Linked DNA regions of Homo sapiens: region 1 is linked to region 2. Evidence: read pairs that join two places in POLR2A ChIA-PET (ENCODE). Cell type or tissue: K562. All regions are shown on one strand. Each heading gives the region's core, and the rest is flanking DNA. Links, peaks and the distances in the headings are about the cores only.

Region 1 (5,370 bases), core at 271-5,270, 150 kb before region 2:
CTCGGGAGGCAGAGCTTGCAGTGAGCCGAGATGGCGCCACTGCACTCCAGCCTGGGTGAGAGAGCAAGACTCCGTCTCAAAACAATAAAAATACAAAAATACAAAAAAAAAATTAGCCGGGCGCGGTGGCGGGCGCCTGTAGTCCCAGCTACTCGGGAGGCTGAGGCAGGAGAATCGCTTGAACCCAGGAGGTGGAGGTTGCAGTGAGCCGAGATCATGCCACTGCACTCCAGCCTGGGCAACAGAGTGAGATTCCATCTAAAAAAAAAAAAGAGAGAGAGAGAGAAAAGAAAAGAAACAGAGTCCAGTCCCCCTGCTCCCCTGAGGGATGGAGCCTTTGGAGGTGAGAATGTTGTTTGCACAGTGCATGGACGCAGGGTGTGGCCCCAGAGCCCCACTGAGCTGGGGGCAAGGCTCCAGGGCCACCCTCAGGCACCAGGGCAGGGTCTGGGAGCTGAGAGCTGGCTCCAGAAGCAGCTACGGAGGCTTAGCTCTCCTCCCGGCAACCACAGCTCGCAGGACCTGGGTGAGGAAGGAAGTGGCTGTTTGTTTGCTGTCTTCAATCTAGAGCTCTTGCTCATCACGCCCAGAAAAAGCAGACAGCCTGGAGCCCATGGGGTGAGTTGCAAAAGCTCCCTCCTCCAGCCCTTCCTCCTGGCCAGCTCATGGCCACCATTGATGGGGACAGTGAGGAACGCTAGCATTTACACTGGACAACCTTTGCTTCGTTGAATCTGCAGAGCAGCCTGTGAGATTTGCACCCCTCGATGTTCCCATTTTCCGAATGAGGAAACTGAGGCAGAGAGGTTAGGTGAGCTGCCCAATCTAAAATGAAAGAGGATTTTGACTCAGTGACTCCCAAGGCCACACTATTAACAGCCATCTTGGCCGGGCACAGCGGCTTGCACCTGTAATTCCAGCGCTTTGGGAGGCCAAGGCAAGAGGATCAGCAGTCCAGGAGTTTGAGACCAGCCTAAGCAACATAGTTAGACTTTGTCTCTATTTAAAAAAAAAAAAATGTGGTTGGGTGCGGTGGCTCATCCCAGTGCCCGTCATTCCAGCACTTTGGGAGGTCAAGGCGGGCAGATCACTTGGGGTCAGGAGTTCAAGACCAGCCTGGCCAACGTGGTGAAACCCTGTCTCTACTAAAAACACAAAAATTAGCCAGGTGTGGTGGCGTGCACCTGTAATCCCAGCTACTCAGGAGGCTAAGGCAGGAGAATTGCTTGAACCTGGGAGGCAGAGGTTGAGCCAAGGTCATGCCACTGCACTCACAGACTGAGCAACAAGAGCGAGACTCCATCTCAAATAAAAAAAAAAATGTGGCTGGGTGCAGTGGCTCACGCCTATAATCCCAGCACTTTGGGAGGCCGAGATGAGTGGATTGCCTGAGGTCAGGAGTTCGAGACCAGCCTGGCCAACATGATGAAACCTGGTCTCTACTAAAAATACAAAAATTAGCCAGGCGTTGTGCACGCCTGTAATCCCAGCTACTTGGGAGGCTGAGGCAGGAGAATCACTTGAACCTGGGAGGCAGAGGTTGCAGTAAGCCTAGATCATGCCGCTGCACTCCAGCCTGAACAACAGAGCAAGACTCCATCTCAAAAAAAAAAAAATGTATTAGCCAGGCGTGGTAGTATGCACCTGTGGTCCCAGCTACTCAGGAGGCTGAGGCAGGAGGATTCGCTTGAGCCTGGGAGGTCAAGGCTGCAGTGATATCAAACCACTGCCTTCCAACCTGGGCAACAGAACAAGACTCTGTCCAAAAAAAATAACAGGCACCTTGACCACAGCCTCCTGTCCTCCTAAGCAATGAGAGGCCAGCAGGACTATGTGCTGACCCCACATGGCCTGGGCTGTCTATCCCTCCAGGACCATGACCCTCCATTCCAAACAGACTAGAATCCTGGTGTCCACCACACACCCAAGGCCTCTCTGGCTGATGTCTCTTGCAGCCACCACTGATGCTGCCTGGAAAGTTCATGTTGCAAGACGTGCCTTCTACAGGAAGCCCTCTCACCTCTCCACAGTACTTTCCAGCCATGGTCTCCTCTGGGCAACTGAGACACCACTTGGGGAACACCGAGCCCCCCAAGGGCAGGTTCTGGGCCTGGTCCACCTAAGCCTGGTCTCCACCTACCTCCATGCACAGTAGGGGCCCAGGAAGTGTGTTCCCTCCATGGCACACATCCCCCAGCCCCATAGGCACCATCACCTTCACCACAAACAGCCCCTCCCTGGTGTGATACCAGGAAGGTTGTCCCCGCCTGCCCTAGTTCTGCCTTCAGCCTTGGGGTAGAGAGACCTCTCTGAAGAGCTGAAGGAAGAAGCTACCCGTCCTTCCTACCCCACCCACCTCAAGCCCCTGACTGCCTTTCACAAGAGCTCCAGCAGGTTGAGTCATATTCAGCTTGTGGTCAACTGTGACCACAAGCTCTTCGTTGCATCCCCACCCCCAAGGAAGAGACTTACAAACAAACAGTTTTGACTTGACCCATGGAGACTTGGAGGCCACAGAATGAGAGAGATATCTGGGAGACAGGGCAGGGGGCAGTCTCATCCCAATAGGACTTCATTCATTCATTCATTCATTCAACAAGTATGTATTGACCAGGCTTTCTGTCCAACACTGATGCCTTAAATCCTCTCAAGGTCACAGATGACATTTCCTGAGGCATCTCGGCGCATTTTTTCTCTTTGTTCGCTCCTGTACTTGTTTCAGAGACCCCACACAAGGGTCATTATGGAATCCATTTGGTTATTTGTTGTTGTTGAGATGGAGTCTCGCTCTGTTGCCCAGGCTGGAGTGCAATGACGTAATCTTGGCTCACTGCAACCTCCACCTCCTAGGTTCAAGCAATTCCCCTGCCTCAGCCTCCCGGATAGCTAAGACTACAGACACCCGCCACCACGCCGGGCTAATTTTTGTATTTTTAGTAGAGATGAGGTTTCACCATGTTGGCCAGGCTGGTCTTGAACTCCTGACCTCAAGTGATCTGCCTGCCTCGCCTCCAAAAGTGCTGGGATTACAGGCGTGAGCCACCATGCGCGGCCAAATCCACTTGCAAAGAGGAGAAACTGAGGCTTGGAGAAGAGAAGTGACCTCCCCAGAGTCACACAGTCAGTCAACTGTCAAGCCAGGCTTTGACCCCAATCCATCACATGCCAAAATTCTCGACTATCCTCCCCACACGATATTCACTTGAGCAAAACCCTCTCTCCCTTCGATGCAAACAGCCTGTGATTAATTTTTTTTTTTTTTTTTTTTTTTGAGACGGAGTCTCACTCTTTCACCCAGGCCGGACTGCAGTGGCACCATCTCAGCTCACTGCAAGCTCCGCCTCCCAGGTTCACGCCATTCTCCTGCCTCAGCCTCCCGAGGAGCTGGGACTACGGGCGCCCGCCACCGCACCTGGCTAATTTTTTGTAGTTTTAGTAGAGACGGGGTTTCACCGTGTTAGCCAGGATAGTCTCGATCTCCTGACCTCGTGATCCACCCACCTCGGCCTCCCAAAGTGCTGGGATCACAGGTGTGAGCCACCGTGCCCGGCCCAGCCTGTGATTTTACAGGTGGCTGGAGCATGGAGTGTCTGAGGGCCTCTAGTGCCTGGGGCAGGATAGAGAGGGAGAGAATGGTCAGAGAAGAGGGCCACTCTGCCAGATGAGGAAAGAGGGGAAGGGCAGGAAGAGGAACCAAGTCGTCAGAGCCGGGAGAGCCAGGAGGGCTGATGGGCCTAGCCAGACACAGCTGACCCCAGTGAGGGGAAGTGGCCTGGGGTCTTAGTTCAGCCTGAGTGGCCTGGCAGGCTGAAGCCTGCACTGGCCCCCAAAGGGGAAATTGTAGACATGACCCATCTTCTCCCCAACCCATCCTCATCTGACCTCAGCAGCAACCCCGGCGATCTCTGATACAGACCAGCCTGGGGAAGGACAGCTTCGTGGGTCCTCCCCAAGGTCCTCTCTGCACTGCTGTGTGTCCTTGAAGAGGACACTTAACCTCTCTGTGCTGTAGTTTTCTCTTCTATAAAATGGACCCAGGATGGGTGCGGTGGCTCACGCCTATAATCCCAGCACTTTGCGAGGCCGAGGTGGGAGGATCACCTGAGGTTGGGAGTTCGAGATGAGCGTGCCCAACGCGGTAAAACCTTGTCTCTACTAAAAATACAAAAATCAGCCAGGCGCCTGTAATCCCAGCTACTCAAGAGGCTGAGGCAGGAGAATCGCTTGAACCCAGGAGGTGGAGGTTGCAGTGAGCTGAGATCGTGCCACTGCACTCCAGCCTGGGTGCAACAGAGCAAGACTTTGTCTCAAAAAAAAATAGACCCAGTGGGCCGGGCACGGTGGCTCATGCCTGTAATTTCAGCACTTTGGGAGGCCGAGGCAGGTGGATCACAAGGTCAGGAGTTCAAGACCAGCCTGGCCAAGATGGTGAAACCCCCATCTCTACTAAAAATACAAAAATTAGCAGGCTTGGTGGTGGGTGCCTATAATCCCAGCTACTCGAGAGGATGAGGCAGAGAATTGGAATTGCTTGAACCTGGGAGACGGAGGTTGCAGTAAGCCAAAGTCGTACCACTGCATTCCAGCCTGGGCGACAGAGCAAGACTCAATCTCAAAAAAAAAAAAAAAAAAAAATTGGACCCAGTGATAGGACTAACCTCAGCCAGCGTGTGTTGAAAGGATAAGATGAAGTAATTCACATAAAAAGCTTAGACCAGGCTTGGCCTGGTGGCTTACGCCTGTAATCCTAGCACTTTCATAGGCTGAAGCAAGAGGATTACTTGAAATTCAGGAGTTCAAGACCAGCCTAGGCAACATAGCGAGACTCTATCTCTGTTTGTAAACATATATTATTTAATATATATATTAAAATAAATAAAGGCCAGTTATGGTGGCTCATGCTTGTAATCCCAGCACTTTGGGAGGCTGAGGCGGGTGGATCACTTGAGGTCAGGAGTTCGAAACCAGCTTGGCCAACATGGTGAAACCCCATCTCTACAAAAAATACAAATATTACCTGGGCATGGTGGCATGCACCTGTAATCCCAGCTACTTGGGAAACTGAGGCAGGAGAATCGCTTGAGCCAGGGAGGCAGAGGTTGCAGTGAGCCAAGATCATGCCACTGCACTCCAGCCAGGGCGAAAGAGCAACACTCTGTTTCAAAAATAAATAAATTAATTAAATTAAATAAATAAAAATAAAATTTTTTTTAAAAAGCATAGACCAGGCCGGGCGCGGTGGCTCACGCCTGTAATCCCAGCACTTTGGGAGGCCGAGGCGGGTGGATCATGAGATCAGGAGCTCGAGACCATCCTGGCTAACACGGTGAAAGCCCATCTCTACTAAAAATACAAAAAATTAGCTGGGCA
Region 2 (5,370 bases), core at 177-5,176:
GCCTAGGCAACACATCAAGACTCTATCTTTATAAAAAATGAGAAAATTAGGCCAGGAGCAGTGGCTCACACCTGTAATCCCAGCACTTTGGATTCAAGACAATCCGCCTGCCTCCGATTGCCTCAGCTCAGGAGTTTGAGACCAGCCTGGGCAACATGGTGAAACCCTGGCTCTACTAAAGAAAACCAAAAATATTAGCCAGGCATGGTAGCACAAGCCTATAGTCCCAGCCACTTGTGAGGCTGAGGTGGGAGGATGACTTGAGCCCAGGAGTTTGAGGCTGCAGTGAGCTATGACGGTGCCCACAGCACTCCTGCCTATGCCACAGAGTGAGAACCTGTCTCTAAAAAAGAGAAGACAAGAAAAGCTAGGCCTCCTCTTACCCTCAAAGCCTCCAGGGCCAGGACCACCTTTCAACTAATATCACCTTTCCAGATAAGGTATCAGAACCAGTTCTTTTTTTTTTTTTTTTTTTTGAGACAGAGTTTCGCTGTGTTGCCCAGGCTGGAGCGCAGTGGCACGATCTCAGCTCACTGCAACCTCCACCTCCTGGGTTCAAGCGATTCTCCTGCCTCAGCCCCCCAAGTAGCTGGGACTACAGGCATGCACCACCATGCCTGGCTAGTTTTTGTATTTTTATTTATATTTATTTATTTTTTTTTTAAGATGGAGTTTCACTCTTGTCGCCCAGGCTGGAGTGCAATGGCATGATCTCGGCTCACTGCAACCTCCACCTTACGGGTTCAAGCGATTCTCCTGCCTCAGCCTCCCAAGTAGCTGGGATTACAGGGGCCCACCACCACACTCAGCTAATTATTTATTTATTTATTTATTTATTTATTTATTTATTTTTTGAGACGGAGTCTCACTCTGTCGCCCAGGCTGGAGTGCAGTGGCGCGATCTCAGCTCACTGCAAGCTCCACCTCCTGGGTTCACACCATTCTCCTACCTCAGCCTCCTGAGTAGCTGGGACTACAGGCGCCCGCCAACACACCCGGCTAATTTTTTGAATTTTTAGTACAGACGGGGTTTCACCATGTTAGCCAGGATGATCTCCATCTCCTGACCTTGTGATCCACCTGCCTCAGCCTCCCAAAGTGCTAGGATTACAGGTGTGAGCCACTGCGCCCGGCAATTATTTTTATTTTTATTTTTATTTTTTATTTTTATTTATTTATTTATTTATTTTTTTTTTGAGACGGAGTCTTGCTCTTTCGCCCAGGCTGGAGTGCAGTGGCCTGATCTCAGCTCACTGCAAGCTCTGCCTCCCGGGTTCACGCCATTCTCCTGCCTCAGCCTCCCGAGTAGCTGGGTCTACAGGCGCCCGCCACCACGCCCGGCTAATTTTTTCTATTTTTAGTAGAGACGGGGTTTCACCGTGTTAGCTAGGATGGTCTCGATCTCCTGACCTCGTGATCCGCCCGCCTCGGCCTCCCAAAGTGCTGGGATTACAGGTGTGAGCCACCGCGCCCGGCCAATTATTTTTATTTTTATTGTATTTTATTTATTTATTTTTTGAGATGGAGTCCGGCTCTGTTGCCCAGGCTGGAGTGCAATGGCGCGATCTTGGCTCACTGCAACCTCCGCCTCCCGGGCTCAAATGATTCTCCTACCTCAGCCTGCTGAGTAGCTGAGACTACAGGCATGCGCCACCATGCCCAGCTAATTTTTGTATTTTTAGTAGAGATGGGGTTTCACCATTTTGGCCAGGATAGTTTTGATCTCTTGACCTTGTGATCCTCCTGCCTTGGCCTCCCAGAGTGCTGGGATTACAGGCATGAGCCACCACGCCCGGCTAATTTTTGTATTTTTAGTAGAGATGGGGTTTCACCATGTTGGCCAGGATGGTCTCAAACTCCTGACCTCAGGTGATCCATCTGCCTCGGACTCCCAAAGTGCTGGGATTACAGGTGTGAGCCACTGCACCCGGCCCGGCAGAGAATTTCATTGAAGAAACAAGGGCCCTTTCTGGAGACCTCCTTGAAGCCAATACAGGTGCCCTGGAGCCAAGGATCTCTGTTCCCAGCTTGTCCAACCCCCAAGAGCTACAATGTCCAGAGCCCCTGCAGCCCCTAAAGTGTTCAGAAAGTCCAAGCAAGAGAGGCAATCAAGTACTCAGCGAAGTATTCCCACCCCCACCCCAAGTCAGCTTGTAAACTGCCAATCAAAATCCGAGCCCTGGGCCAGGGGAAGTTGTTCATACCTGTAATCCCAGCGCTTTGGGAGGTCCAAGCAGGAGGATCACTTGAGGCCAGGAGTTTGAGACGAGCTAGGGCAACATAGAGAGACCCTATCTCTCTGAAGGTTTTTTTGAATTAGCCAGGCATGGTGCTGAAAGCCTGTAGTCCCAGCTACTTGGGAGGCTGAGGAGGGAGCCTCAACCTCTTGAGCCCAGGAGTTCAAGGCTGTAGTGAGCTATGATCACACCACTGCACTCCAGCCTGGGTAACAGAGCAAGACCCAGTCTCCAGTCTCTAAAACAGAACAAAAGAAAGCAAGCAAACAAACAAACAAAAAAACAAATCTGAGCTCCAAAGTGGGGAGGTGAAGGAACAGGGGAGCAATTACTAACTCTTGCGCTAGGACGGTTCACTGCTGGATAAATGCCCTCTAAACAGCTCAGCCAGCAGCCTTCCTGGCCTCACATGTTCTTCTGAGCATCATAGTCAGGCCTCTGCAGGCCAGATAAGCAAGTATTGCCCAAAGGCAGGGACCCAAGAGGAAGACTGCAGGCCTGAGATAACACCCACAGGGCAGTGGCCGGGCCTGACACAGGGTGCCTGCTGCTCTCCCTCCCAAGTCCCTGCAACCAGAACCTTAAGCTCAGAGGCCAAAGGGGAAGCGGCTGGGCTCTTTACGGGAAGGCAGGCAGAGGCGAGTCCTTTCCTCCAGCCCAGCCCTTCTGAGGCTAGGTCTTTACATTTCTTTTTTTTTAAGACAGGGTCTTGGCCGGGCGTGGTGACTCATGCATGTAATCCCAGCACTTTGGGAGGCCGAGGTGGGCAGATCACCTGAGGTCAGGAGTTCAAGACGAGCCTGACCACATGGAGAAACCCCGTGTCTACTAAAAATACAAAAAAATTAGCCAGGCATGTTGGCGCATGCCTGTAATCCCAGCTACTCGGGAGGCTGAGACAGGAGAATCACTTGAACCTGGGAGGCAGAGGTTGCAGTGAGCCGAGATCGCACCATTGCACTCCAGCCTGGGCAACAAGAGTGAAATTCTTTCTCAAAAAAAAAAAAAAAAAAAAAAAAAAAAAAAGACAGGGTATTGGCCGGGCGTAGTGGCTCATGCCTGTAATCCCAGCACTTTGGGAGGCCGAGGCGGGCGGATCACCTGAAGTCAGGAGTTCGAGACCAGCCTGGCCAACATGGCAAAACCCCATCTCTACTAGAAGCACAAAAATTACTTGGGCATGGTGGCGGGCAACTGTAATCCCAGCTACTTGGGAAGCTGAGGCAGGAGAATCGCTTAAACCTGAGAGATGGAGTTTGCAGTGAGCTGAGATCACGCCACTGCACTCCAGCCTGGGTGACAGCAAGACTTCATCCCCCCGCCCAAAAAAAAAGACAGGGTCTCACTCTGTTACCCAGGCTGAAATGCAGTGGTGTGATCTCAGCTTACTGCAACCTCAGGCTCCTGGGTTCAAGCAATTCTCCTGCTTCAGCCTGTCGAGTAGCTGGGACTACAGCTGTGTTTCACCACACCCAGCTCGTTTTTGTATTTTTAGTAGAGACAGGGTTTCACCACGTTGGCCAGGCTGGTCTCCAACTGCTGATCTCAAGTGATCTGCCCGCCTCGGCCTCCCAAAGTGCTGGGATTACAGGCTTGAGCCACCACCCCTGGCCTGGTCTTTACATTTCTGCAAATAACTGGATATTACAGGAACTATCCCAGCTCCTGCATGTGGTGTTCTAATATTTCTTCTATCAGGGAGAAAAAAAAAAAACCACAGGTAAATCTCTTAATGCAAGGCCTGCAAACCACCAAAATTATACTAGCAGCTTCTATCTATTAAGAACCAGACACTATGCCAAGCAATCTCCATACATAGTCATCATCTCACTGAACTCGAAACAGTTGTTATAAGTGTCTCCTTCAAAGGTCACCTTCCTGGAGAAGCCTTCTCGACAATGCTGTCTGGGGCCTGGCGCATTGGCTCATGCCTGTAATCCCAACACTTTGGGGGCTGAGGTGGGAGGATCGCTTGAGCCCAGGAGTTTGAGAGAAGCCTGGGCAACATACCAAGACCCCGTCTCTACAAAAAATACAAAAATGAGCCGGGTGTGGTGATGTGCGCCTGTAATCCCAGCTACTCAGGAGGCTGAGGTGGGAGAATCGCTTGCACCCAGGTTGAGGCTGCAGTGAGCCATGATCACACAACTGCACTCCAGCCTGGGCCACAGAGCAAGACCCTGTCTCAATCAATCAATGAAGTGCCAATGGGGTCCACTTGATTCCACTCGTGGCATGTGTCCCTGTCTGAAACATTCTACTTATTCACCTACGTATTTAGCCACGTCTGTTGTCCTACCCTACAGTGAATTCTGTAAAAAAGAGACCCTGTCAGATTGCCTCCCGCTGTCCCCAGCACCTGGCCCTCTGTCTAGCCCAGAGCTGCTGCATTTCTGGTTGCTGCTGCAGTCATTTTTTTTTTTTTTTTTTTTTTGAGACAGAGTCTCGCTCTGTCGCCCAGGCTGGAGTACAGTGGCCGATCTCAGCTCACTGCAACCTCCACCTCCTGGGTTCAAGGGATTCTCCTGCGTCAGCCTCCCGAGTAGCTGGGATTACAGGCACCCACCACCATACCCGGCTAATTTTTGTATTTTTAGTAGAGACAGGGTTTCACCATGTTGGCCAGGCCAGTCTCGAACTCCTGACCTCGTGATCCGCCCACCTCAGCCTCCTAAAGTGCTGGGATTACAGGCATGAGCCACTGTGCCTGGCCATGTTGTAGTCATTTCTCAATCCTCACTCCGTTTAAGAACAGCGTGAGAGAGCCACATCTCTTGACCCTCCGATCCTGGTCGGCCAGCCCCTGTGGTGGGCATCAGAGATATTTAGAGGCTAGAGGTCCACTCAAACCACAGAGGCCCAGGCCTGGAAGAGGCCAAACTTGAGGCTGGACACAAAGAGAGGGTGACTGCAAGTCGGACTCAGCTCTGAGGCTGCTGAAATGGGAGAGTGATCTGATGGCTCCAGCAAACTTGGCCCAGTGCCCAGGAGATTTATTTCTCTTCTTTCTTTTGTCTGGTTTTTTTTTTTGTTTTTTTTGTTTTTTTTTTTTTGAGATGGAGTTTCACTCTTGTTGCCCAGGGTGGAGAGCAATGGCACCACCTCGGTTCTCTGCAACCTCCGCCTCCCAGGT

The links. Peaks named below come from ENCODE experiments on the same cell type or tissue, not always from the same donor. Only the 100,000 strongest peaks of a DNase experiment are listed, where the experiment ranks them.
Region 1: POLR2A ChIA-PET joins it to region 2 with 7 read pairs; 10 of 35 experiments call an interaction of 5 or more read pairs at or near these places.

The regions. Positions count from the first base shown.
Region 1 is chr19:8,566,324-8,571,693 of GRCh38, reverse strand. The region is part of intron 1 of MYO1F (myosin IF); the gene reads left to right. Among named protein-coding and RNA genes, the nearest start is that of MYO1F, 8.4 kb to the left of the region's middle. RefSeq lists enhancers at 301-460, 2,456-2,545 and a silencer at 4,603-4,803. In K562, for the core only: no CTCF peak of the experiment used is centred there; a DNase peak (open chromatin) is centred at 2,403.
Region 2 is chr19:8,415,642-8,421,011 of GRCh38, reverse strand. The region is part of intron 1 of MARCHF2 (membrane associated ring-CH-type finger 2); the gene reads right to left. Among named protein-coding and RNA genes, the nearest start is that of MARCHF2, 5.0 kb to the right of the region's middle. RefSeq lists a cis regulatory region at 2,728-2,745, an enhancer at 2,664-2,808 and a silencer at 5,093-5,370. In K562, for the core only: a CTCF peak has its summit at 2,686; a DNase peak (open chromatin) is centred at 2,741.